2 separate regions of the Homo sapiens genome follow, and region 1 is linked to region 2. Evidence: read pairs that join two places in POLR2A ChIA-PET (ENCODE). Cell type or tissue: MCF 10A. All regions are shown on one strand. Links, peaks and the distances in the headings refer to the core of each region. The heading gives the core; the rest is flanking DNA. Region 1 overlaps CLIC5 (chloride intracellular channel 5). Region 2 has its middle 17 kb from the start of CLIC5.

Evidence for each region. Peaks named below come from ENCODE experiments on the same cell type or tissue, not always from the same donor. Only the 100,000 strongest peaks of a DNase experiment are listed, where the experiment ranks them.
Region 1: POLR2A ChIA-PET joins it to region 2 with 5 read pairs; 2 of 35 experiments call an interaction of 5 or more read pairs at or near these places.

What each region holds. Positions count from the first base shown.
Region 1 is chr6:45,953,955-45,966,961 of GRCh38, forward strand. It overlaps CLIC5 (chloride intracellular channel 5), which reads right to left. Exons shown (of 6, transcript NM_016929.5): 2 at 1,181-1,290. Among named protein-coding and RNA genes, the nearest start is that of CLIC5, 55 kb to the right of the region's middle. RefSeq lists an enhancer at 6,686-7,185. In MCF 10A, for the core only: no CTCF peak of the experiment used is centred there; a DNase peak (open chromatin) is centred at 5,807.
Region 2 is chr6:46,026,342-46,039,348 of GRCh38, forward strand. It overlaps a transcript of CLIC5 not described here. Among named protein-coding and RNA genes, the nearest start is that of CLIC5, 17 kb to the left of the region's middle. In MCF 10A, for the core only: no CTCF peak of the experiment used is centred there; a DNase peak (open chromatin) is centred at 6,290.

The DNA of each region.
Region 1 (13,007 bases), core at 2,099-10,098, 73 kb before region 2:
GAGCAGGAAGTGTTTAGTGCCTAGAAAATAGAAGAAAAAGACCAGGAGCAGTGGCTCACGTCTGTAATCCCAGCACTTTGGGAGGTCGAGGTGGGTGGATCACAAGGTCAGGAGTTCAAGACCAGCCTGGCCAAGATGGTGAAACCCCGTCTCTACTAAAAATACAAAAATTAGCCTGTCATGGTGGCATGTTTCTGTAATCCCAGCTACTCGGGAGGCTGAGGCAGAGAATTGCTTAAACCCAGGAGGCAGAGGTTGCAGTGAGCTAAGATCGTACCACTGCACTCCAGCCTGAGCAACAGAGTGAGACTCTGTCTCAAAAAAAAAAAAAAAAAAAGAAAGAAAAGAAAATAGAAGAAAAAAGGAGTTCAAGAAGAGCTCAACTCAGAGGAAAAGGATACAAATTGATGTATGCAATGTTAGACATACATGATAAGAGAACATCCAAGTGAAACTATCTAGATGATAGCAGGGCTCTGGGTGTAGAACAATTCACATAAAGATAACAAGGAGAATATGCCAAGCTCACCAGGGATGAAGGTAGAGGCAGAAGATGAACACTTATGGGGTGAGCCTCGAGCTGTTCCACATTTAAACAACAGGTAGAAGACAGGAAACAGAATACATTCTGTAGGAGTGAAAAGAGTGTGGCTCCTGGTGTTTGTAAGTCATTAAACTGCACTCTAAAAACAGAACAGTAGTTGCTTTTCGTCCAAGCCTGTAATCTAGAACTGTCACACTGAGGACTTCTAAAGCTGGGAACATAGCATGGGAAAGGGTCTAGATCACAACTCTCTGAAGACTCAGACTCTCACACCTGAAGTCCTGCTAGGGTCCCACGGATGATGGCCTTAGTACTACTGAAATGACTAATCCTATGTTTTTAGATGTCTGTGCCCATATGTGCACCAGAAACTTAGTTGCAATGCCATTGTCCATTCCTTGCTTCTTCTTTGCTAATCGTAACTTGCTAATCGGGTCAGTGAAGTGCTGGGCACCAAGTGAAATACTTGCCTTTGCAGACTCTCTTGTAGCTAAGACTGGATCCTGAGACACAGTTCTGGACAATGACGTGTGAGCAGGGGGCTGCTGGGAGCCACGGAAGGCTTTTGCCCTCCTTCATGGAAGGTTCTCTGTTCATGCAGCTAAACATACTCCTCATTTATGCAACGTACGTTACCTTTTCAGATCCACAGTGGTGACATTGAACACGACTCCTTTCAGCCAGAGGATCATGAAGAGGCGCTGAGAGAAAGGACAGTTGCCGATGCTTTCTCCATCGATTCCAGCCTGGAAAGAAGAGAACCAGTGTCCTGAGTGGGCAGGTGCAATTAGCAAGGGGAACATAAGATTGTAACACCCAAATGCAGGTCTGAGGAGACCTTACTAAAACCATGTCCCAGCAACTTCAAAGGGCGGTAGCCTGATATTATTAGTTTTTGCCTTAATGTCCACGCAGGGCAATGCCTGGCAGCATGTAAGGGCTCAATAAATACTTGCTGAATTGAACTTGATGATTATGCAGAATCATAACTTTATGAAATCATAGAACCCTTGGGGTAAAAATAGACCTGCAACATCACTTAGTCTGACACAAATGATATTGGAATGCCAACATCTACACCCCCAAGTAATCATCTAGTTTCTGCTTGAATATCTCCACTGACCAGTCAGTTGTATTAATATCTCTCAAAGCAGTTCATTCTGAGGATTGCTCTAACAATTAGAAATGCTTTCCTTCGGCTACCTAGCCAAAATATGTTCCTCTGTAGTTTACCCTCCCCCACCCCTCAGTCCTTGGATGTCATGAATATAAATATCTCAGACTTTGATCCCATCTCCCTATATGGAGGCTAATCAGGAAGCTCAAGGCTTTAATCAATACACCACTTAGTTCTGGCTAGTACTTGGCCTTCACTGTCAATAATCCATTCATTTGTTACACTTTTACTCAACAAATACATATTGACTATCAGTTATGTGCAAGACACTGGAGAAAATTAGCCAGGGGATTGAAAATTGAATTCCTCCAAGGAGCTTATGGCCTTCTGTAGGTGGGCTTGGGGATAAGACAGGAACATATGTAAAAATAACAGAATTATTATTGGGTGTTCTGTGCTTCTGTCATTTCATTTCCCTTCCTCAAAACAGTAGGCTTTTTTAGGTCTGAAAAGCAAGTCCATCTTTACTGCACTTCTGAGTGGGCTGCAGATCCCTGAATTTCATAAAGAATTAATTTCAAGCAAACCTATGAACAAACAAAAAAGGTTGGGGAATTGGTCTCTGTAGAATTCATTTCCATAGGGTGGTTTATTGGCCCCCAACATAATACTTAGAGGAAGAAATAACCCATTTGCTCCAGACTCTGATGTTGGCTGCCCTGGAAACCATGGCCCCCGCAGGTGGCCTGGCAGGGCATTCCACTGACAGGAAGGGCCTGTGTGGGCCAGGGTACTGAAGACTCGTACAAAGCTGTAAACAATCCGACCAATATCCAGGAATGGGGGCTTACTGAGTTTTTTTTTTTTTTTTTTCAAAAGAAAGGGAGAAAACAAATGCGTTCTCGAAGCTCAACACACTGTTTTCTCCCTTGAGGTTTGTTTTGCTATGGCATTCAGATGGGGAGGCAGCGATGCCTTCTTTCATACATTAGAACCTCATTGTGTGCTTTTTTCTACCTTGCAAATTGCTCCCAGCAGGGGCTCAGGTTTATAATGGAAAACTGGAACTTTTGACAGTGTTGGCTGCATGTAATTGCTATGAAATTACAGTTATTTTACCTCCCTCTTAACTACACCAAAAGCCCCACTCCCTATTCAGTTCTCACTTTTCCTCAGTGCTGGAAGCAGACCCACCCCTGAGTCTTGAGAAAGCACGGACTCCGTTATATAAAATGGGAAAGGTAGGAGGGTACAGTGTGGGCGCTACACCTTCCCACGGAGGTAAAGTTACCAATAAAGCATGCTCAGACAGGTGGCTATCAATTTAATAATAGCTTGGTGCTAACTTGAGTTTATGATGTACGTTCCCTAGGAACTTCTCAAGAAGCACTTGACAGGTACCAGGTTCTCGGTCCTTTAAGACATCCCGACACAGGAAGAATTTCCCCAGGGCCAGTTATGGTGGAAGTAACAAGAGGAGAACTGAAGAAAAAAGCAAAAACAAAAACAGAAGCCAGATCCATATACTGTTATCTGTTTTCCTCTGGTGGTGGTGGTGGGAGGATAAGGGAATTGAAGGAGGAACTAGCAAAATAGTGGACTTCTCAACTACATAAAAAATTCATATAATAATAATGTTAATAATAACATATCTATATTGTCAGGCATTGTTCTAAAGGATTTACATATGTTATTAACTTGTTTATTTCTCCTGAGAAGCCTGTGAAGTGGGATATTTTCAGCTTTTACAAATGTGGAAATGGAGGCACAGAGAGATAAAATAACTGGCCTAAGGTTATCATCGTGGTGAAACCAGGACGAACGCAGGTGGTCTGGCTAGAGATCCAGTGCTCTGAGCTGCATGCCTGGAGCCAGCCTGAGGGTCCAGCCAGGTAACAGGTCCTCCCCAGGTGCTGGGGAGGGCTGGTGTTGAATTGTATGGACATCCTCTGGTCAGTGTGCAATCAGCTATGCCAGGAGCATAGGGCATGGTATCCTTCATGGCTCCCTACATTTTCATTATGTCTTATTAATCTTGTATTAAACTATGATTCTGGGTTTAGTAAACAAAAATTGTCAAAGACCAATAGAAATATGCGAGGATGCTACCATTTACTTTCACTGTCTGGGTGTCCCTCTTTCAGCTTCTTCTATTCCCCTTCAAATCCCAACAGCCTTGCGGCCCTAAGAAATTGTTTGTTAAACTCATGGGTTAAATATCGTGATCTGTGACGACCATCTGAAACATCAACAGAGAAGAACCAGGTGGGGCTCAGTTGGGCCCCACATCCTGAAAAGTGTGAGGGAAAACCCAGGTGTACTTTGTTCCAGAGAGATTTTGAGCACTGGGGGCCAGGGACCGGCACAAAAACAGTGTCCTAGGTTGAATCATGTTCCCCCAAATTCATGTCCCCCTGGAATGTGTGCATGGGACCTTATTGGGAAACAGGGTCCTTGCAGGTGGAATCAACTTGAAGATGAGGTCATATTGGATTAGAATGGGCTCTAAACATGACTGATGTCCTTACAAGAAGAGGGAAATTTCGGCACAGACATGCAGAGGACAAAGTCATGTGAAGATGAAGGCAATGATTGAAGTGATGTATCTACAAGCCAACGAACGCCAAGGATTGGTGGCAGACACCAAAAGCTAGAAGAGACAAGTAGAGCCTGGCTCTGCCCACACCTTGATTTTGAACTTCTGGCCTCCAGAACTGTGAGAGAATCCGTTTCTGCTGCTATCAGCTATACTATGTATAGCAATTTCTTGGAAACTGATGCAATCAGGGAAGTGTCAAAAAGACAATTATATATATATATATATATATATATATATATATATATATATATATATATATATAAACAGCTAATGGCAAACTTCCCAAGCTCATGATTCTGCTTTGAACATGATTGCCAGCTATAATCCTAAAGTACTTCCTGTTCCCTAGATACAGTGTATATAACAACTTATTATAAAATATCATGCCACATATAATATTCCATATGGTGATACCAGTAGTAGTAGCATAATGTAATTATATAGGCTGTATGATTGCACTTCATCTGTTATATGCTGGATACTTCATATTATATGCTATTATATATTGCCTTTCATGTGAGCTCTCTCCATATATGATGAGCTTGGCTCCCTCAAAACATAGTTGAAGTTTTATTTACTTTGTCTTCAGCAGCAACAAGCACAGGCACCTGAAACTTACTTTATATTCAGTGCCTATTTAAATGGATGCATGCTGAGGGGAGGGTGATGTCCCTCCCTTTTTGTGGCTTGAGGATCTCAAAATTCTCTCACTGGCATTCTGAAAATCATCCTAAAATACATGCATACATACTACATACATACATACATACATACTACATACATACATACATGGTTACCCTGAGTTATGTAGCACACTAGCCGGAGACTGTGGTTCTAGATCCATCTCTGCCTCTACTTCACTATGTGAATGACCTTAGATAAGTTACCTCCTCTTGGCCTCAACCACTGCACCTATAACTTCCTGCAATTTTGTAAATTCAAGTGGAAAATGGAGATTTATTTAAGACCGCGGTTCTCAAACTTTTTAGTCTTAGAACTCTTTTATGCTTTTAAAGATTGTTGAGGATCCCAGAAAGGTTTTGTTTATGTGGATGATAGTTATTGATATTTACCGTGTTGTAAGTTAAAGCTGAAAAACATTTAAATATTTAGAAAAATGCTATAATAAATGTGTCTATTAACATACACAACATCTTAACACAAAATAACTATATTTTCTAAAAACAAGAAATTTAGTAAAAGTGGCAATGTTTTATATTTTTACAAAATCTTTAACATCTGACTTAGTAGAAGTCGGCTTCCACATTTAATCTCTTGGTATTTAGTTGGGGTATATGGGGCTTTTGTTGTTGTTGTTGTTGTTGTTGTTGTTGTTGTTTTTGAAACAGAGTCTTGCTCTGTCATCCAGGCTGGAGTGCAGTGGCGCGATCTCAGCTTATTGCAACTTCTGCCTCCCAGGCTGAAGCAAATACTGACAAATATTAAGTCTGAGTAAGCATGGTGTGTCAGCCAGTTGCTCTTTCAGGTAAAAACTGCTTAGTGAGGGAGGCAGCTGGTTCAGCTGGCAACTCAATCATACAAGTGCTTTTCCTTCCACAACCATCAGACTTTGGAATGCAGCCAAAGAGCTTATGTGCATTTCCCATTTCATCAACCAGAATGTTTAGAAGACATGTATGCAAAGGTTGAGATTTAATCACATTATATAATTTTTAATGCTTCATCAAGGACATTCATAATTGAGGCTATTTTTTTTTTCTGCACATGCATGACTGGCTAGTCACACTTATACCACTGCTTGGATTTGTGCTGAAACACTAGTAAACTTACCCACGAAATACCAATCCCAGAGAGAGAAGCATACCATATTGATATAACTCTAAAAATAGTTGTGACCTCTTAAAACCCCTGAAAGCCTCTTAGCGACCCCAGAAGTCCATGAACCACATTGGAGAACCATTGTTTTAAGACATTCCATGAACACACCAGATATGTAATACTTGGTTTCCAGATAATGAAGGGGAAGCTGATAATTGGCCAAAAGTCACTCGCGGGTACCCAAGTCCAGAAGTGGGAGGAATCATTCAGAGAGGATCCAAGAAGGAATTATAGAAAGTGACCAGATGACATTGAAGCTTGATAGATGAGTCAGTTATCAATTTATTGCCTTTCAGCTCCAATGCACCCTTGAATATATGCTCTGTGAGAACAGGGGGAATTTCTTTAAACATTTCTCCTTTAAAGTGAGCACAAAGTTAGGCTTTCTCACCAGGGAGAACTAGAGGGGCACTGCAGGAGGAAGAGGCTTTCTTGCTGGCTGTGGTGTGGGCTGGGGGTGGGCAGTGTAGCTGTGAGGGCACGCAGTGGAGCCACCCCAGCTATAGGCTCAGCATGCAACCCCCCTGGCACCTCATAGCCTCAGCCTGGCAATAACCTTCCCAGCACTCTTGACACAGAAACCAAAGTCCCCATTAAGCCTATGTCCAGCCGGCCTATGGCCAGTGTGTCCACACAGCTTGGTCACCCCCTTTGCAAGCCCCACGTGTCCTGAAGGCCTTCTTCTCCACTAACACCTAGATCCTGCTGCATGCTGTACCGATGCTGATTGCCTGCTCCCTGCCTGAACTCTGGGGAGTGGGCTATTGCTTGCTCAGCGACTCCAGACCAGCTCTGGCCTGATCAAACCAGTGAGTTTCTGTGCCAGGTTCCAAACCACTTCTAAGTTTGTCCTTCCCTGGCTCCTCTCCCTCAGCCCTAGGGTACCATAGAGAGTTTCCTTATATGTCATGGTTACTCTTTTATCTTAGTTAAAACTTCATGTTGAATTTCTCCTGTTTAAGCTACCATGTAGTTTCTCACTCCTGATTGGACCCAGACTACATCAGATGCTTAAATGTCTGTTATTTCAAAATGTAAGATTTTTGTGACCTTTGACTTCTTTAAAAACCTGGCAAGGTTAAGTCCTGGATGAAGTATTAGGAAAGAAACCTCAGTTTTCTCAAGAAAGATAATTAAGTCACCACTTACGTCACATTTCCACTTTTTGTTGCTGTCGCCCATGAAACTTGTCCCTGAGGACTCAAGTGATTAAATAATTTTGTTAAGTGTACAGATAAAAATTAAGCAACAGTAGGGCTGTAACTGACCTCAGGAATGCTATACTCCAGTTCTTTCTTTTTACTGGTAGAGAAATAGACCCAGAAAGGTTAAATGAATTGCCCATGGTAGCACAGCTGGTTCCCATAGCAGAATCAGGTCTCTCTAACTCCTGACTCTCAGTTCTGAGCAGACCACACTGGCTGCTGTCCTCTAGAAAAGAGTGACAAAGTGGCAAAGGCCACATGAAAAGGACTTTCTTTAAACATAATAGCTCATTTAAACTGTTTAGACAAAGAAGCTTTCTTTATAATAATATTTCCAGCTGCCCATTTTTTAATTAGTTAGTGTAAGTCAGACAACATTTCTAGTTGTGACTATTTTTTTTTTAATACCAAACAGTCTATCCTTCCAATAATTTGGTTGGCAAGACTTCAATTAGCAGGGATGGGACTTGGTGGTACGTGGTCCACATGAGGACAGAGAGGTCTACCCTTGAAGAAATCAACATTTCCTTTCTCAGAAGCCACAAAAGGCCTAATTCACTGGGGTCACCCAGGCATTTTTCATTCAAGAAACAGGTAACAGGTATACATTTGAGGCTACAGAGATCCTCAACATTTATCTAAAGTTTAATGTATGGGCTTAATTAGCTCTATGTAGACCACTACCTGTGCAATGTGATATGAAGAATTCTAGGTATATTGGTCAGAGTTCTCCAGAGACAGAACCAGCACAACATGTATGTGTGTGTGTGTGTGTATTTATATATACATACACATATATGTACATACACACACACACACACACACACACACACACATCCTGTTATATCTACTATATATGGAGAAACGTATACACATCTTATTTTTATATAATACATTATAATAACATAATATTATATATATGTGTGTGTATATATATATACACATATATATAATACATATCAGTTGGGGTGTGAAGAGAGAGAGATTTATTTTAAGGAACTGGCTCACACAGTTGTGGAGGCTTGGTGTGTTCAGAATCTGCAGGGTAGGCCAGCAGGCTGAAGCCCCGGGGAAGAGCCGCAGTTCGAGTCCAAAGGCAGCCTGCTGGCAGAATTCCCATTTCTTCAGAGGAGGGGGTCAGTCTTTTTTTCTATGAGGCCTACCCACACTATAAAGGGCAATCTGCTTTACTCAAAGTTCACCAATTTAAATGTTAATGTCATCCAAAAAAAAAAAAAAAAAAGCACCTTCACAGAAGCATCCAGAGTAATGTCTGGTCAATATCTGGGCACTATGGCCCAGCCAAGTTGATATATAAAGTTAACCATTACACCTGGCATATTTAAATATTTTACTTGATTCAGGTAACCTATTAATTCAGTAGCTGTCATCTGCACCTTAGCTCACCAGATGGTTTTGTAAACAATTGAATATAGTTGTGTACATGTCCCCTCCCAAAAGAACTTGTAGGCTCCAGACTTAGCGGGCTCCTTGGTTTACGCCTCTAAGTGAGCAGGATCCAGTGGTGCCTTTGATGCATAACTAGCCTGGTCTGATGGTGGCTTTGGGCCCAAGGCTGCCTACAACTTTGTATGTTGCACAGTGCCACTGTGTTCATGGCCCATTGGGGTGTCTGTCCTTTAGCCTGCCTTGAGCTTTACGTCCATCTGCCACTGAGTGTATGTTCACCCTCCTGTGCTTCACACACTCTCTGAGAAAGAACTGCCCTTTCCAACTCATCACCACTGTCCCTTCTCCCAGCCCCTTCTTTCTACTCCTACATGGCTTCTTTTCTATTATTTCATGTCCCGCTATTTGAATAAATGAATGGGTTTCTTTTAAACCTCTTGCCAGCCTTTCTTCTATTTAACAACTTCTGAAATTGTTGTCTTTCAATCTGTTTCCGGGTTAATCAATTCTTTTTTTTTTCCTTTGTGTCTTCATCCTACCTGATATTCGTCTTATAGCTAAAACTTTTGATTATCCTTTCTTCTTAAAGCTCAGCCATCTGCAGCCTCCCTTGCCACTTGGTGCCTCTTAGGTGGGAGGAGCCAGCTTAACAGGCAGGCAGTCTGTGCAGTTGCATGGGGCCCCATTAAACTTGGTTTAATGCTCTGCTGTTGCTATCCTGAAATTCTTAATAATTTTGGAGCATAGGGTCCCTCATTTTCATTTGGCAGTAGGCACTGCACATTATGCACTGGCCTGCCTGTGGACCCCTTATTTTTCTTGCTGACATCCTCCTTTTTCTGGCATTTGCCCTCTCAGCTCACCACTCTTCTCCTCCATGCTTGGTGCTCTTTGGAGAACTTACCTTGAGAACATGACTGTCCTTCCCAAGTCAGCAATAACTCTGGCTTCTAGGCCTATAAACATGCTACTTACCCTAAGCTTAAAAAAAAAAAGTAGAAAGGAAAGTCAGAGAAGGAAAGAAAACAAGGGAAAATGTTGAAAGGCTTGCTTGGCTCAAGTCTCCCTTGTTGGTTCCACCTCCTAGCCTATCTCACTGCAATGTCATATGTTATTCTAGAATTTGCCTCATTTCAATTAAATATCTTGCCAGTTACTAGATACTTGAGGTTTTCTTATAAGTCAGACAATATGCCTTGTTATTACTATTTTTCAAAACTAAATGATCTGACCTTCCAATAATCTAGTTGCTATGCTCCATTAGCATGAATGTGACTCAGTGATTTGTTTTATTTATCTACTCTCAGAAACCTGTAAGTACTCAAGAAATGTAAGACTGATGGCCTTGGTATGTCTTCCAAGTGATTCCACCAATCTTGGGAAGGAAGAATGGTTCTCATATGTTAATATTATCAACCTTCACCATGCCTTGGGAGAGCCCAAAGTCCACACTCTCTGCCTCCAAGTTTGGCTGTTTCTGCTCACTAGCCCAGGTGTAATATTTAACAGCTAAATTCCATTGCAGTAGAGGCAGATTTCAGTCCTCAGCTTCACAGAATACTGTGGTACAGTATTAAGGGCATTGTATAGACTCATGCAAACCTGGGTTCAAATTCCTCCCCTGACACCAACCAGCAGAAAAAATGTCTGCAGCACTATTTCCAATCCCGTATGTCCTTCATAACCTTTCCACAGCCCCAGCTAGAGGTGGAGTCCACATTTCCCTTCTTCTTAAAATAGGGCAGGCTTTTGTGACTGCCTGGATGAATGGAATATGGCAGAAGTGACACAATGTGTGACTTCTGAGATTAGGTAATAGGGGGTGATACAGCTTCTGCCTGTGTCTCTCTCTCTGTCTCTTTTGGGATGCTTGCCCCTGGAACCTAGCCACCATGTTGTGAGGAAGCCCAGAGCACATGAAGAGGTTCTCTGTAGTGTTCCAGCTAATAGTCTCAGCAACGTTTTCAGATGACAGATTGCCTCAACAACCAGACAAGAGAATGAATGAGATTTCAGATTATTCCAGCCCCCAGCTTTTGAATTGTCCCAAATGACATCTAGTGAAGTAAAATTAGCCATTCTAACCAAGTCCTGGCCAAATGCAGGTTTTTGAGCAAAATAAATGTTGTTATTGTTTAAAACCACTAAGTTTTGGGCTGGTTTGTTACTCAGCAGGCAACTCACATACACACTTAGCTTCAGGCCCCTTATCTTCAAATTGGTGGCAGAGTTGTATAATTGGATGACAATATGTATAAAACATATAGTATTTACTTTATACATTTACAGCTACTGTCTTTATGGCCGCAGAAGGCAAACATTTAGGAAGAGCTTGTTAAACACCCTATTTATGAAATATTATGCCTTGATGAAGAGTCAATAGACCTCTCTTTGATGGCACAAAAGTTCAACAGTACCTAGCGTTCAGGGTTTTGTGTATGAAGCAATAAATTCAACAAAGAAAGAAAATACATGAAGAACTACAGCTATTGTTCATTGGCCAGAGGAGAGTGTTCCTAAACTAGGTCAGTCATGCATTTACTATGAAGGGAGAGAGGGAAAAGTGACTCATGTTTGGTTAACTATTGGTACAATGATAGATACATGCATGTCTGTTCTCTATAAGACTATTGAATTTCTGTGAAAAGCAACACCCTCCAACCAAACACCTTTTTCAAGTAGTTCAAGAGTCAAAGATGAGAAGGGCTGGAACCCAAGGAATATAGATGGTTGAAGCTAAGGGATCAGGTCCGGGACAGATTCCTGGAAGTTTTCTATTGAAGTTTATTGGAAGCCTTTGTGTTCTCTCAACATCCGGAAACATTTTCACAGCTCTTTAAGGTACTGTCATCCTATTCTTTAGACCTGATTAAGGCTCTCAATGCTTGGTTCAGGAAAGTTGAAATCTGGAATTCTTCCACCTCAGAAATGTACCAAAACACAGGAAACCAAAGAGCAATACAAATCTATAGCCTCAAATAAACAGAACTCCTTTCCACATTGGTATAATTTGAAGAAGAGGTCTCCTCACTTAAGCCTCCCTTGGAGAATCCCCATCCTAATACAGGAAATATGTTTTCCACTTAATGAGGCCACTGTCAAAAGCTTTGCTTTCCTCTCTTGACATTTTTCTTATTTGTTATCCAAGATGCTATGGAAATTAATGGCAGCTCTTGATCGTGAATCCATTCCCCCTATATTTAAGGAATAAGCCTGCAATTCCTATAATCCTCATACCAAACAAGGATATCTTGATATTGAGCTCTGCTACTCCTACAAAGGTTGGTGTTTGGGATCCTGACATAGCTGAGATTCCTCAATTATTACTCATCTGCCCTTCTGTTCTGGTTGTCTGAATGTTGAGTTTTGAATATAGCCTCTTAATAGGATAAGCTGGGCTGGAAAGACTTTAGAGACATCCCAAAATCTGTCATCCTAGCTCTCTGTTGGCTTCAATAATCACTCATGAATCCCAAACTCAAATATAACAAATTGAAAGCTTATGACACTAAAATGAAATCTGAGTCCTGAGGTTTATTAATTAGGGTCATGTACATCTGAGAACTTATGAAAAAAGTTTTTGCAAAATTACTAGTTTATGATATGTCAACAAAGTATGTTTTTAGAGCTCGAAAATTCCACACAACTAAGCATTTTAAAAACTGGAATGCCCAAGCCCCACTCTCAGATATTCTGATTTAATTAGTCTGGGGGTAGGGCTCAGACATCAGAATTCTTTTCCCTCAATGTTCTCGAGGTGATTCTAATGTTCAGTCAGGACTGACAACTTCTGACCTAGTGGTGCCCACAGTGGGAGATGTCCAACAGAATCACCAAAGGAGCTTGTTAAACAAACAAAGAAACAAATGAGCTCCCTGACCTCACTGTAGACTTGCAGCATCAGAGTCTCTGGGCTCAGGAGATGTGTGACGGGCTGGACCAACCACCGACAGTAGCACTTAGGACGTTGTTTCTCCCTCCTCTTTTTGTTTCCTTTTTCCTTACCTAAACTGGAAACTCCTTCACATCCTGGCCCCACTCCTACTTCCCACCCCATTTCTACACTGTTCTTCTTCACCTTCCATCCCTGCACAGGCCCTGAAAGAAGTGCACCATTTTGAGTTGTTCAGGGCATGGAGAGCCCATTTTGGATCAAGATGTCTGAAGAACCTCAAGTCAATGCAGCCATAAACAATGCCAAGAACTTCACGTGCCAACTGATATTTTTATGGTTGCATCTCCACACAGAACTCTTAAGTTCTGCCAGGTGGGTCTTCCCTGAGGGTGACAGAG
Region 2 (13,007 bases), core at 3,007-11,006:
CCAATTTAGAATCTCAAAGAAATAGAATAAAACATTTTCTGGTCCTAGTGAGGCAGACACAGAGGAAATTCATTTCTGTAGCACTATAATAAGTAGTTCTCTTTAATCTATATTCAGGAAGGTAGCTTTGATTCCGTTTTTGTCATGTACTTTACTCAACTGTGCAATCTTTTATGATCTGCCAGGAAGATTACTCCTATCCCCATAAAACTTGGTTGACAGAAAATCAGAGAGCATTATTTTAATTGCTTCAATTTCCTTCTTCCAAGGAGAAGGCAGAAAGTTCTTCAAATATCTCAATTTCATTAAATTCAACAAACACTTCCTGGGCAGCTGTTCTGTGCCAGATGTTGTACTCAATGCTGGGGATAAATTTATGAGTAAGACCCAGGCCTTGCTCACAAGGAGATCATAGTGCTCAAAATGCATGTGGGGTGCTCCCACCCCTCACCCCATTTCCAGCTAAGTAGACACAATATGCTTTTAGGAAAATACAATTGAAATAAAGCTAACAGCATTGAGAAAAGATGCTCCTTGTCTAAGTTTGAATAACCAGAAGACGAGATAACCAGAAGATGAGATAGCACCAACTGCCTCACAAATGAGATAGTAATCTCATTTGTGATTCCACTGAGATGGCAATTGCCATAATTATCATTTTCACATGAATTTATCTACTGACCACCTATTTATATCTTAGGTGCTCCGAGAGACATTGAATATACCTTAGGGAATAAAACAGTTGTGAACATCCTGTGCCTGGTGGGTCTTGCAATCCATTGTGGGAGACAGAACAAACACATAAGCAAACAAATAGATGTACAATATTAAATTATGATCAAAGCTAACAAAGGAATCTGGGTAGAGAATCACAGTGAAGGGGGTGAGGAAGCCTCCTGCACAGAGTTCCACTGGGAAGGCCTCTCTGAAGTGATGACATTTAAGCCCAGACCTGAAAGATGAAAAGGAGCTGTTCATTTGAAGACTGAAGGGAAGAGAGATGGGAACAGCATGTATGATGGCCCTTAGGTGGGACAAAGCATTTTATGCTGGAGGAGCTGAAGTACAAGCTTGAATTCCCCCATTATATCCCTATGGGGTCTACACTGTGGGATCACATTTTCACCTTTTCCTATGTAATTATATTATTCAACCTTTGTAGTTTCAATACATCGTTGGAGAAAATCTGCCCAGAAGTTTTCATTCAGTGAAAGAGTTCCAGCATAACCAATAATGATGGCTCCACTGAATATATGTTGAGTTTGCAGAAACTTACTTAGAAGAAACGATTTTTGTATTTCTCTGTAATTATTCATAATTTCTTCAATTAAATGCCTTTGCAAAAGTTAGCAATGCACTCCTGTGTATAAAAGATAAATATTATTCTAAGACACCTTTGCAATATAAATTTTTTATCTCAAAATTCCTCACACTTGGTTTTGCTCATTGGCAGCAACTACAGAAGGCCAGGACTTGTGGAGGATGGGAGAAACCTCTCCCAAAGGCTGATATTTTAGCTAAGTGATTTTATGCTTTTTAAAAAAATTGCATTGAAGTTCATTCCATTACATTGAAATTAATTCTTTTTTACCTTGCTCTTTTGTCACCTCGTAAATGGAATCATTGTTATTTTTTCTCTCTGATAAAATTAAGTCCCAGGATGAATAAAGCAGAATATAGACTCAGTCGTTTATCCCCCATTAACACAGCGCAAAGTCACTGCATCAATGGACACAAGACTTAATGCCCTTCATGAAGCCTCCCAACATTAATGTGGAAAGAGTCAAACTGCTGACCTAAGCTCTGCCTTACTCATAAGCACTGTCTCCTTGTGGGAAGTCAACAAATTAAAAGGCAGAAGGATGCAAAACAGCCATGCCAAAGTGGTCTGATTGAGTTCACCAGTCAACACCAATGCCTCCTCTGCTCCTTTCCAGCTGGTCATAGAGATGCTGCATGCCTGGCCATGTGAATGCTGACCATACAGCATCACTCATCCCTTCTCGGGAAGTCCCAGGTGGTTGGAGTCATTCACCACTGGGTGGCCATTTGCCTGCAGTGAATAAAAAATAAGGGGGTCCTGTCTGAACAATGAACAGTACTGACCCTCTGCATGCATTGGTCACAAATGAAGATAAAATATTGTAATATGAAAAGCTAACTAATACTGTACATGCATGATTATACCTCCCATTTATCAGTATTTGAAAATCTGTTTACATTCCTTTCTCTTCCAGTAAGTTATAGGTTATAGGTGCTTCTAAGCCATGTATGATCTATTTTCTCTCCCTCTCTCTCTATTAGACTTTGTTTTTATAACAGTTTTAGTTCACAGCAAAATTGAACTGAAGGTATAGATTTCCCATGTACACCCTGCCTCCACACATGCACAGCCTCCCCCATTATCAACATTCATCACCAGAGTGGTACATTTGTTACAACTGACAAACCTACATAGGCACATCATAGTCACCCAAAGTCCATAGTTTCATTAGATAGTTTACATTTACTCTTGGTATTATACATTCCATAGTTTTGGACAAATTTATAATAACATGTGTCTATCATTATAGTATCCTATGGAGTATTTTCACCGCCCTAAATATCCTCTGTGCCCTGCCTATTCATTCCTCCCCCACCCCCACTAACCCCTGGAAACCACTGATCTTTTACTGTCTCCATAGTTTCGCTTTCCCAGAATGTCATGTAGTTGAAATCCTACAGAATGAACCTTTTTCAGACTGAATTCTTTAACTTAGTAATATACATTTACGGTTCTTCCATGCCTTTCATGGAGTCTGTTCTTTCCTTATATCCCTAGCAATGAGCACAGTGCCTTACACAGAGCAGACACTTAACAAGCAGTTGTTGAATAAATGGGCAAGGGAATGAGTGTTTTTCATGGCACAGTTCACTTAACGGCTGTTTACTGAGGCTTTCTAAGTTCAGGCTCTCAGCCAGGCATCTTCAAACCATAATAATATTTGCATGGGATTTCCGAAATTATTATCTTATCATAACAGCAGTCCTGAGAGGTAGAAGAACAGACATTTTTCTTATTATCCCCATTTCAACAAGATCAGAAAACAGACACAGAGAAGTAAAGTGACTTGCCCAAGTTCCCTGAACTAGAAAGTGGAAGAGCCAGGACTAGCCTCTGTGACTCTCCAATGTACCTTTATGCCTTATCCTATATGTTGTCTCTCCTAAAACCTGGCTGTGGGTCATTGAAACTGACAAATGTTTAACAAGAAACTAATTCATGATGACATAGTAAAAGGTGAGGACTGAAAGAGGCCCTCTTCCCAACCTTGTTTCTTAGGGGAGCCCATCTTCTTACAAAAAAAAAAGTGTATCCTTGGCTTTGACAGTGCAGCCCACACCAGTGAACCTCAATTTTCCATTCACCACAAGCAAACTACTGTTGGGCTGCAGAATTGACATCTTTCTGGGGAAGGAAAGTTTAACAACTGATCAACAAGTAGTTCGCTCCCATTCAACAGTAAAGAATTGCACTGATGAGCTTCCCCTGCTCCTGTTAGGGATTAAAAGGGCTTCAAGAGTCCAGACCAGAATTCATTCCAGATCTGCAGTTGTGATGGGCCCTCAAAGGGAAATGAAGTTACCCTGGGAGTTATGCCTGGCTATAAGTGAGTTATAGGGGAGGCTCATGAAGGTCCCTGCCTTGAAATCCAGTCCCCTCCTGAATTCATTCATTCTCCAATTTTAACTTTTAGCCTTTGTAACCTCCTTGAGAGCCTCATACGTATATATAAATGTCTGCCGAGAACCTCCCTTGAGTGTCCTAGTTTTCTCAAGGTTAGTATTTCCAAGATAGTGCACTACCAATTTCTTCCCCAAATCCTGTCCATATCCCGCATTTTCTTTACCAGTGAGTGACATTGTCATAGATCCTATCACTAAAACCAGAAACCAAGCCCATATTTTTGTTTAATCCTTCCATCATCTCAAGTCCAATTAGCCACCAAGTGTCTACTCTGAGATCTCTCTACCCTTCATCCTCATTACTGCAGCCTCATCACCTTATTTCTGAATAAACATAGAACCTTCCTAACTGCTCTTTTGCTTTCTCTCTTTCTTGGCCACCCATTTCATCCCTCAAATCCATCCTTCTCTTGGTAGCCAGGACATGCCATCTACAATTTGTGTCAGGTCACACCCCGCCCTTGCTCAAAACCCTTTAGTGGCTCGGCATGGACTGCACTCCCCAGAATGATGTACTAGGTTGGGACCTGCTCCCTGTGTTCTTCCCATCAGTCCACCTGACCTCCTGTGCCTTCAGGCTCTATAGATTCTGGGAAACCCTAAAATGGCTTGATTTCCTACATGCACACCTTGCTGTTCCAAACCTCCATGCCTTTGCTCATGTTGCTTGAAATACTTTCTTCATGTTTCCTCATCCACCTAAGTTGTCATCATCCTTAAAACTCATGCTCCCACAGCACCCTGTGCAAACCTCTACTCTTGCTCTATTACATGGAAATTATTTGTTTATGTATCTGTTGCCTTTTAGAACTAAGATCTTCAAGTACAGGAGACATCTAATCATCCCTCTATTCATCACTTCTTGCAGCGAAATTCTCATTTTAAACATCTGAAGCCCTAACAAACCATCATGTTTTAAAAAGAAGAAATTGTGTTTCTTATGTGCTAAGTACTGTTTCCCTGTACCTAGCACAGATGCAGGCACATAGTATATGTCTATATCAGTCTCTGTCTACATTTACTCATTTTATTCAACAAATATTTATTAAGATCCTATTTTATTCCCATCACTGTGTTTTGCAGAATATGAGATGTTGCTCCAGTTCTTGAAGTTCTTATGTACTAAATAATATAAGCAGTGCATTTAAAATAGTAAGTTGCTGGATCCCTTGCCCCTCATCCTTTCTGCAGAATATGCTGTCTTCAGTACATGATTATTTGCTGTGTGCCAACGGGTGCCATAATGAAAATAATAAAATACAATATATGAAAACAACAAGGTGAGCCTTGACTCTCAGTAAAAGATGTGAACACTTAGTTCATTGAAAAAGGAATGCAGGGATAAATAAATATATGAAAAGGCATCCTACTAAGCTAAGAAAATCAAGTTGCACCAGGAAGAGATTTTCTCATTTATTCAATTGGTAAAATGTTCAAAAGATTTGTAATAAAAATTGTGGGTAAGTCTGCAATGTGGGTAGGAAGTGTATATTGGTACAATATTTTTGGTGGGCCTATTATCTATTCAAGTTGAAGACAAATTTGGGCCTTATAATGGTCAAGAGGTCCACTGATAGGAAACTCTTAAGTGAGCAAAGGATGTATGTACCAAACTAAATGTCCTTTTAGTAGGAGATCAATGGGGTACATTTTGGTGCATCCATATAAGAAAGGATATCATAAAAAAATATGGAATGACATGAAAAGAAGCCCTTGATATGTTGTTAAGTGAAAAAAAAATCAAACTATGAAAGAGTGCATATAGTCATTTCATCTTTGTAAAATATATATATACACATATATATATAACATATATATATACACACATATATATATACAACATATATATGTACACAACATATATATATATATACACACACACACACACACAACAAATATATATATATGTGTACATATATATTTCCTGGAAGGCTAGATACTAAATTGTAAATAGTGGTGTATTAGTCCATTCTTGGACTGCTATCAAGAACTATATGAGACTGAGTAATTTACAAAGAAAAGAGATTTAATTGACTCAGTTCCATAGGCTGTACAGGAAGCATGGCTGAGAAGGCCTCAGGAAACTTACAATCATGGTGGAAGAGAAAGGAGGCATGGCTTACATGGCTATAGCAGGAGGAAGAGAGAGAAAGGGGAGGTGCTACACACTTTTAAACAACCAGATCTGATGAGAACTCACTCACTATCATGGGAACAAAAAAGGGGAAGTCCACCCCCATGATCCAATCACCTCTGATCAGCTTCCTCCTCCAACAATGGGAATTGCAGTTCATGAGATTTGGGTGGTGACACGAATCCAAACCGTATCAAGTGGTTATTTCAGGATAGTAAGATTGGGGAGGGAGAACTTTTCAGCTTTTACTTTATGCATTTTTATATCATCTGACTTTCTCCTTTTTTCACAAGAAGTTAGGTGTTAGTTCTAATTAAGTGTTGGGGAAAGGCCAAGGCATGCCAGCATGCTGGACTCTGCCCAACCCACACAGAATCCCTCAGGCTATGTGTGCTGCCTCCAACCCCCCATATGAAGTCAACCACGTTTATCTTTGGGAAGTGAATTTCCTCATCTACAGACTCATCCCTGGATTCAGAAACCTCTTTTCATTCATTCCATAAACACATATTGAAATCCTCTTCGTGCCCTTATTCTTAAGTCTGCCAAAGCCGAGAGGAACTTAGTGAGCTACTCGGGCTGGTCACACCTGCATCTTAAAAGCAACTCTCAGAGAATACATTACATAACACAAAAGCCTGATTTCCATGTGAGGGGAGCAGAGGAAGCAGTTTCCAAGGACAATCTGTAGCAGAATCACTTAGGGAGCTTCTTAAAAATGGATTTCTCTGAGCTCCTCTCACAAATATTGAATCTAAGGGTAGGGCCTGGAAATCTACATTTTTTTTTTTTTTTTTTTTTTTTTGAGATGGAGTCTTGCTCTGCCACCCAGGCTGGAGTGCAGTGGCGTGATCTTAGCTCACTGCAAACTCCGCCTCCCGGGTTCAAGCAATTCTCCTGCCTCAGCCTCCTGAGTACCTGGGACTACAGGCATGTGCCACCACGCCCAGCTAATTTTTGTGTTTTTAGTACCGACAGGGTTTCACCATATTGGCCAGGATAGTCTCGAACTCCTGACCTCATGATCCGCCCGCCTCGGCCTCCCAAAGTGCTGGGATTACAGGCATGAGCCACCACACCCGGCCAAATCTATAGTTTTTTTTTTTTTAAGATGTATGCAGACTTATTTTCTTTATTAAAGTATTATAAGAAAACATATGTATTTGTAAAAATGGTTTCCTGTGTCAGGCATTTGGGCAGTCAGAGCTGACTTGTAAACTATTCTTGTAATAGCTCATTTGGTCATATATCCAGAATTCATCAAATCTATACTTTTGATAACCTCCGTGGGCTCATGCCCACTGAAGACACTGCAGCAAAAGTGAACAGAAGAGAGTTTGGGGGCTGGATACCATTCTGCAGGTCTCCATAGCCTTGCCACCTAATGGGCCCACACATGGGAAGACCTGCCAGCCCTTCCTCATTCTGAGAGCTTCACAGAGACCCTGGACAGAGCAGAGAGAAGAAACACCAAAGGGTGGGGGAATTAACATCACTTTGTTAAACTAAGTTTCTATTCATAGAGGAATTTATCTCTAGATTTATCTTTGTATTTGGGAGAGTCTTTCCTGCATTGTCTCTCCTGTGCTGACTTGACTGATAACCTTCAATATATCTCTATTAAATAAGAATCAATTTTTAAAAATCAACATTTGACTCTTAAATGACATCTAGAGACTGGTTTTAAGAGTAAGCAGAGTAGATGGCCAAAAAATGCTATGTTAATACAAGAGGTTATTATTTTTTAAAGGCAACAATGGTGGCTTAGAATAAGAAGACCTAGGGTAAAACCCAGGAACTTGCCACATGTTAGTATAACATAAACAAAACAAACACAAAGCTACTATTGGAAATGATGCCAGAGTAGCTTCTTCCTGTTACCAGTGTCTGGATCTTAAAATACCAGAAGTTCAAATTTGCCGTGGGGAGACCCTTTCTTTGTTTTATGGAATCAATGGTTCTCTTACTTGGCTGCATGTGGGAGCTACTGAAGTATTTATTTCCATCTCCCATCACCATATATTCTGATTTCATTGGTCTGGCATGTGGCCTGGACACCAGGACTATCTTGAAAGTTCCCCAGGTAATTCTAACTTGCACCAAAGTGGAGACAAGCTGCTTATTAGAAAGCCTTTATAATCTTGGAGATGGAAGGCAAAACCCACCATTCGGGTATCCCTGAGCTGGGAAATAATCTCAATATGGGTGCTTCAGGCTGAGATGTTTAACATACTGTATTTAAGAATGAAAGGTAAACTGGTGCTGTGGCTTATGCCTGTAACCTCAGCACTTTGGGAGGCTGAGGGGGCAGGATTGCTTGAGCCCAGGAGTTCAAGTCTGCAGTGAGCTATGATTGCACCATTGCACTCCAGCTTAGGTGACAGAACAAGACCCTGTCTCTTTAAAAAAAATTAAAAAAGGAAAAAGTGGTGGTAGCTCAAGCTTTGGGCACTCTGTCAAATCCCCTCAGCCCATCTCTTTCTGCCTTAGCTTCATTGGACAGTTCCGTGTAAGCTTGACACAGACTGGCAACATCCCAGCTCAAGCACTGTGCTCTTTCAACTTCATATCTCAAAACTTCTTATAGCAAAAGGAGCCTCCAGCTGACAGAGGCTAGAGCAGGCATGTAGGGCACGGACTCAAACTATGTCATTTGGGCATTATAGAGAAGGGTGACTACTAAGGTTCGGAGAAGTGGGACCGTAATAGCTGTATGGCCTTGGGCAAGTCACTTCTCCAATTCATAGTTTCCTTATCTGTAAATAGAGCTACTAATACTTCATTGGAATTATTGTCCTCAGCATTAAATGGCACCTGATTCAAAATAGGTGCCTGACACATTAAAAAGTTTTACCCATATTATCTTACTTTATATCCAAATAATTCAGTAAGATAACTAGGATAGGTGATATTGCCATCATCTTGGGGAAAAAGGAGATCGGGAAGTTTAAGTGACATGTCTCAAGTTTCAAAGTATCAATGGCAAAACCAGGCCAGGAACTCAGGCTTCCTGCCTCTGTATAGCCACTGTTTTATATTGTCTTTCTTAGAAGATAGCAGAAGTTTTCAAGCCACTGAGTAATATTAGAGGAAGAAAAAAGAAACTAAGAGAGCAGAAACTATTTTTCTTTCAGTAAATAGCTTTTTGACTAAATAACAAGGTGAGTCATTTGTTTCAGGGTGTATTGTTTAAACAAATATATTGTTTAATGACTCCCTGGCTATTGTCCGATGCCTCAATGCCTTTTAAACACATAACTCTGCCTGAACTTCCCTATCACTGGCTCCATCTCTACTGTTGTGTTGGTTTGTTTGCCTCTGGATATTGAATCTTGCAGAATTGTGTCTGAAAATCTAACAGAGACTCACATCAAAACTGCACACAGTCTGCATCTCCTCTGGGCTCTCACTTTGGTCATTTGGGCTGAGTAATTAATGATTTGTACAATTGCTCAACTTACTCTAAAGGACAATAGTTTGACTGGGACACTGAGCAGACCCAGGGCTGTGTTGCAGCCAGAGCTGGTGGTTTTCTTTTTTCTTTTATTTTCTTTTTTTTTTTAAGATGGATTCTCCCTCTGTCACCAGGCTGGAGTGCAGTGGTGCGATCTCAGCTCACTGCAACCTCTGCCTCCTAGGTTCAACTGATTCTCCTGCCTCAGCCTCCCAAGTAGCTGGGACTACAGGTGCGTGCCACCACACCCAGCTAATTTTTTTGTATTTTTAGTAGAGATGGGGTTTCACCATGTTGGCCAGGATGGTCTCAATCTCTTCACCTTGTGATCTGCCTGCCTCGGCCTCCCAAAGTGCTGGGATTACAGGCGTGAGCAAGCATGCCCTGCCCAGAGTTGGTTTTTAATGACTCCTCCCCACCCAAAGGGCCTCCCCTGCACCTTACTTGTGCTCAAATTCTCAAATCCCACCTTGCTTGGAGGCCTTCTCTTAACGATCTTTCAAACTCAGGATCGCTCCTATTGTTTCATTTGGCAACTATTTATTATTTGGCAGTTTATTTATTTTACCCCTTTTGTTTAATCCCAAATTGTGTTTTATTATTAGTTTTCCTTTCATTCTTGTCTTGTCTCCCCACCTAGACTGCAAGGTCTTTTTTTTTTTTTTTTTTTTTGAGACGGAGTCTCATTCTGCCGCCCAGGCTGGAGTGCAGTTGGCGCGGTCTCGGTTCACTGCAAGCTCTGCCTCCCAGGTTCACACCATTCTCCTGCCTCAGCCTCCCGAGTAGCTGGGACTACAGGCGCCTGCCACCACGCCCAGCTAATTTTTTGTATTTTCAGTAGAGACGGGGTTTCACCATGTTAGCCAGAATGGTCTCCTTCTCCTGACCTCGTGTTCCGCCTGCCTCGGCCTCCCAAAGTGCTGGGATTACAGGCGTGAGCCACTGCGCCAGGCCGACTGCAAAGTCTTTGAGAATAGGACCACATCTTACAGTTATTTGTATTTATTCACAGTGTATACATAGTGCTGGAAATGTGCTCAGTATTTGTGGAATAATGAATACCTATTGAATGAATTCAGTGGCATTTTATAGTATCAAATGTTTTGCTGGTAGATTCCAAAGGGTTTGTAGTTTCCATACTTTATATGTTTTGTAGTATAAGAATTGTGATAGCTTGTTTCAAAAATAATAAGGGAAGTCTTGTTCTTAAGAATCACTGCACTCCAAATTCTCTATCTCCTTACTTAAAAATTTAAAATAAGATAATTAAAGTCTCCTTAGTATAGTCTATAAAAGTTGAAACACCAATTTTGAGATTCTTCCAGAAGAACAAGCAAGAAAAAAATACCTTCCCCCATTTTTTTTTCATCCTTAGTTTAACAACCCATATTCAACCAAAGGTCTTCATATTTTTCATACAGATGCCATGTGTCATTTCTTTTGCTTCCTTCATGCATATCCAAGGACCTTCATCATAAGAAGGACATCACTGTCATTCTGGCCGGTGAATGATTATTCATTTTTCCCCCTTTACTTACAACATGCTAAAGAGCTCTTTTGTATATCTGTGTCCAAACCTTGATTTGGTTCCAAAATCAAAATTACAATCTTTTGGTCACAATTTATCCACTGAATGGCATGCTCAGTCAGCTTGAAGGAGCAGATTGCTTCAGTTGTATTGTTGGGTGGAAAGGGCTGAGAGAGGGGGCCAAAAGACTATGCTCAGTAATAAATTAATGGAAGAACAAAGGAATGAATAAATAAATAAGTGAATGGATCACCTAAAGAATGGCACCAATGTCAGAGAGCTTCCTTGGTTTGCTGAACCAAGTTACCTTGAAACTTGATACATGTCACTTAAACTTCCTGATTTCCTTTTGCCCCAAGATGATGGCAATATCACCTGTCCTAATTATCTTACAGAATTATTTGGGTATGAAGTAAGATAATATGGGTAAAATTTTTATGTGTTGGGCACCCTATTTTGAATCAGGTGTCATTTAATGCTGAGGACAATAATTCCAATTAAGTATCAGTAGCACTATTCATTGATAAGGAAACCATGAATTGGAGAAGTTAGATGATTTGCCCAAGGATGAATATTCATTCATTCCTTACCTATCTTGGGTGTGCACCAGGGAAGTGGTAATTGCGGGCTAACTGAAGGTACAAGGGGGCTGAATAACTACAGAATCACAGGAAGGATTGGTATTTGGTTACAGGTAGGGATTCACCAAAAGACATTTTGCTGTGTGGGTGGAAGATAATACAATTACATTGAGAAGATTAGGCAAGTGACAATAAGCCTCAGGGAAAGAGGATGAGACCTAGGCCTTCAGATAGAGCCTGGGATTGGCCTCAGTGGGACTTTTTGTATTCATAGGACTCACTAATACTGGCTTATTATCTGGTAGAGCTCATTGGCCCAGTCCCTCTGGTAGCTATTCTTCAGTATTAGATATACTAATTCTCAAGTAGAAGGGACCCAGGAGCTCACTTGATCCTATGCCTTCATTTTTTCCTTTCACTTTCATAAATGAAAAAAAAATGAAGCACAGATAGATGTTTTGTCCAGTCAGTTAGCAGACTGCATGGCTGAATAATATTTGTTGTATAAATGAATGGATTTTGAACTCTAACTACAAAATCTAGGCTTTAGACTGAATGGCCCTGCCTTTCAGAGAGGTGCTTCCCACCCAGGTGGGTCCTCATGCCCCATGATCCCCTTAGTTGTGCTCTGTCCTTGGGAGAAAGGGGACAACCCAGGCCTGCATTAGGTTGACTTCCCAGAGGCCCTTCTCTTGGATGATTTTCCAGCTTACACCATTCTTCACTGTTACTCTGCTAAAGTCAACATGTAAGAGCCATGAACAATGGAAATGAGAGTGAAAAAGAAAAGGAGAGAACTTAAGAAAGGGAAGTTTACTGGCATAAAAACCCTACTTCATGTCAACAGTTTTAGAAAAATTCAGTCAGTTCTAGTGGGCTCAGCCAGACTTAATCTACATTAATGAAAACCCACGTGTCTGGAGATTCTCTCTAGCACTCTCTTTCCCAGATTGGTTCATCTGGGGACATGCCTTTCTGAAACATTATGGCTTTCAGAAGATTTCCTAGTTTATACTAATTTAGATATTGTTTTCAAGTAACAGAGAAAATTGCTACAGCATCTGAACTATTTATCTTCCTAGATGTTGTAGTTAGAGCAAAAGCAGATGAGTTGGGAAAAGATAAATTCACTAAAATTACTTGTATCCTGGTATTAAGGTGATGAATAACTTATGATGATGTAACATCTATGTACTATGGAGATAAGAATATCATTAAATGCATACATAAGAATTTAGCTCTCAATAAGAAACTTATTTTAAAAGGATACAATCTTATAGGAATAAAAGAATACTATTTATAAATGAAGAATTATAACTCATTCATGCATAGAAAGCCAAATATTCTGAAGATAACAAAACTCTCTGTTCTTACAATAATAATTAAAATCTCCATAGTATATTCTATAAAATCTGAAACACTGATTTTAAGATTCTTCCAGAATAACATGAGGGAAAATATACTAAATTTATTTTTTCTAAAGGGATTGGTATTTACCTTCTGGATTTTAAAATATGTGACAATTACCAAAACATCATGACATTCAGTTAAAAGCAGGAAAAAGATGGGTGGAGACAATAGATA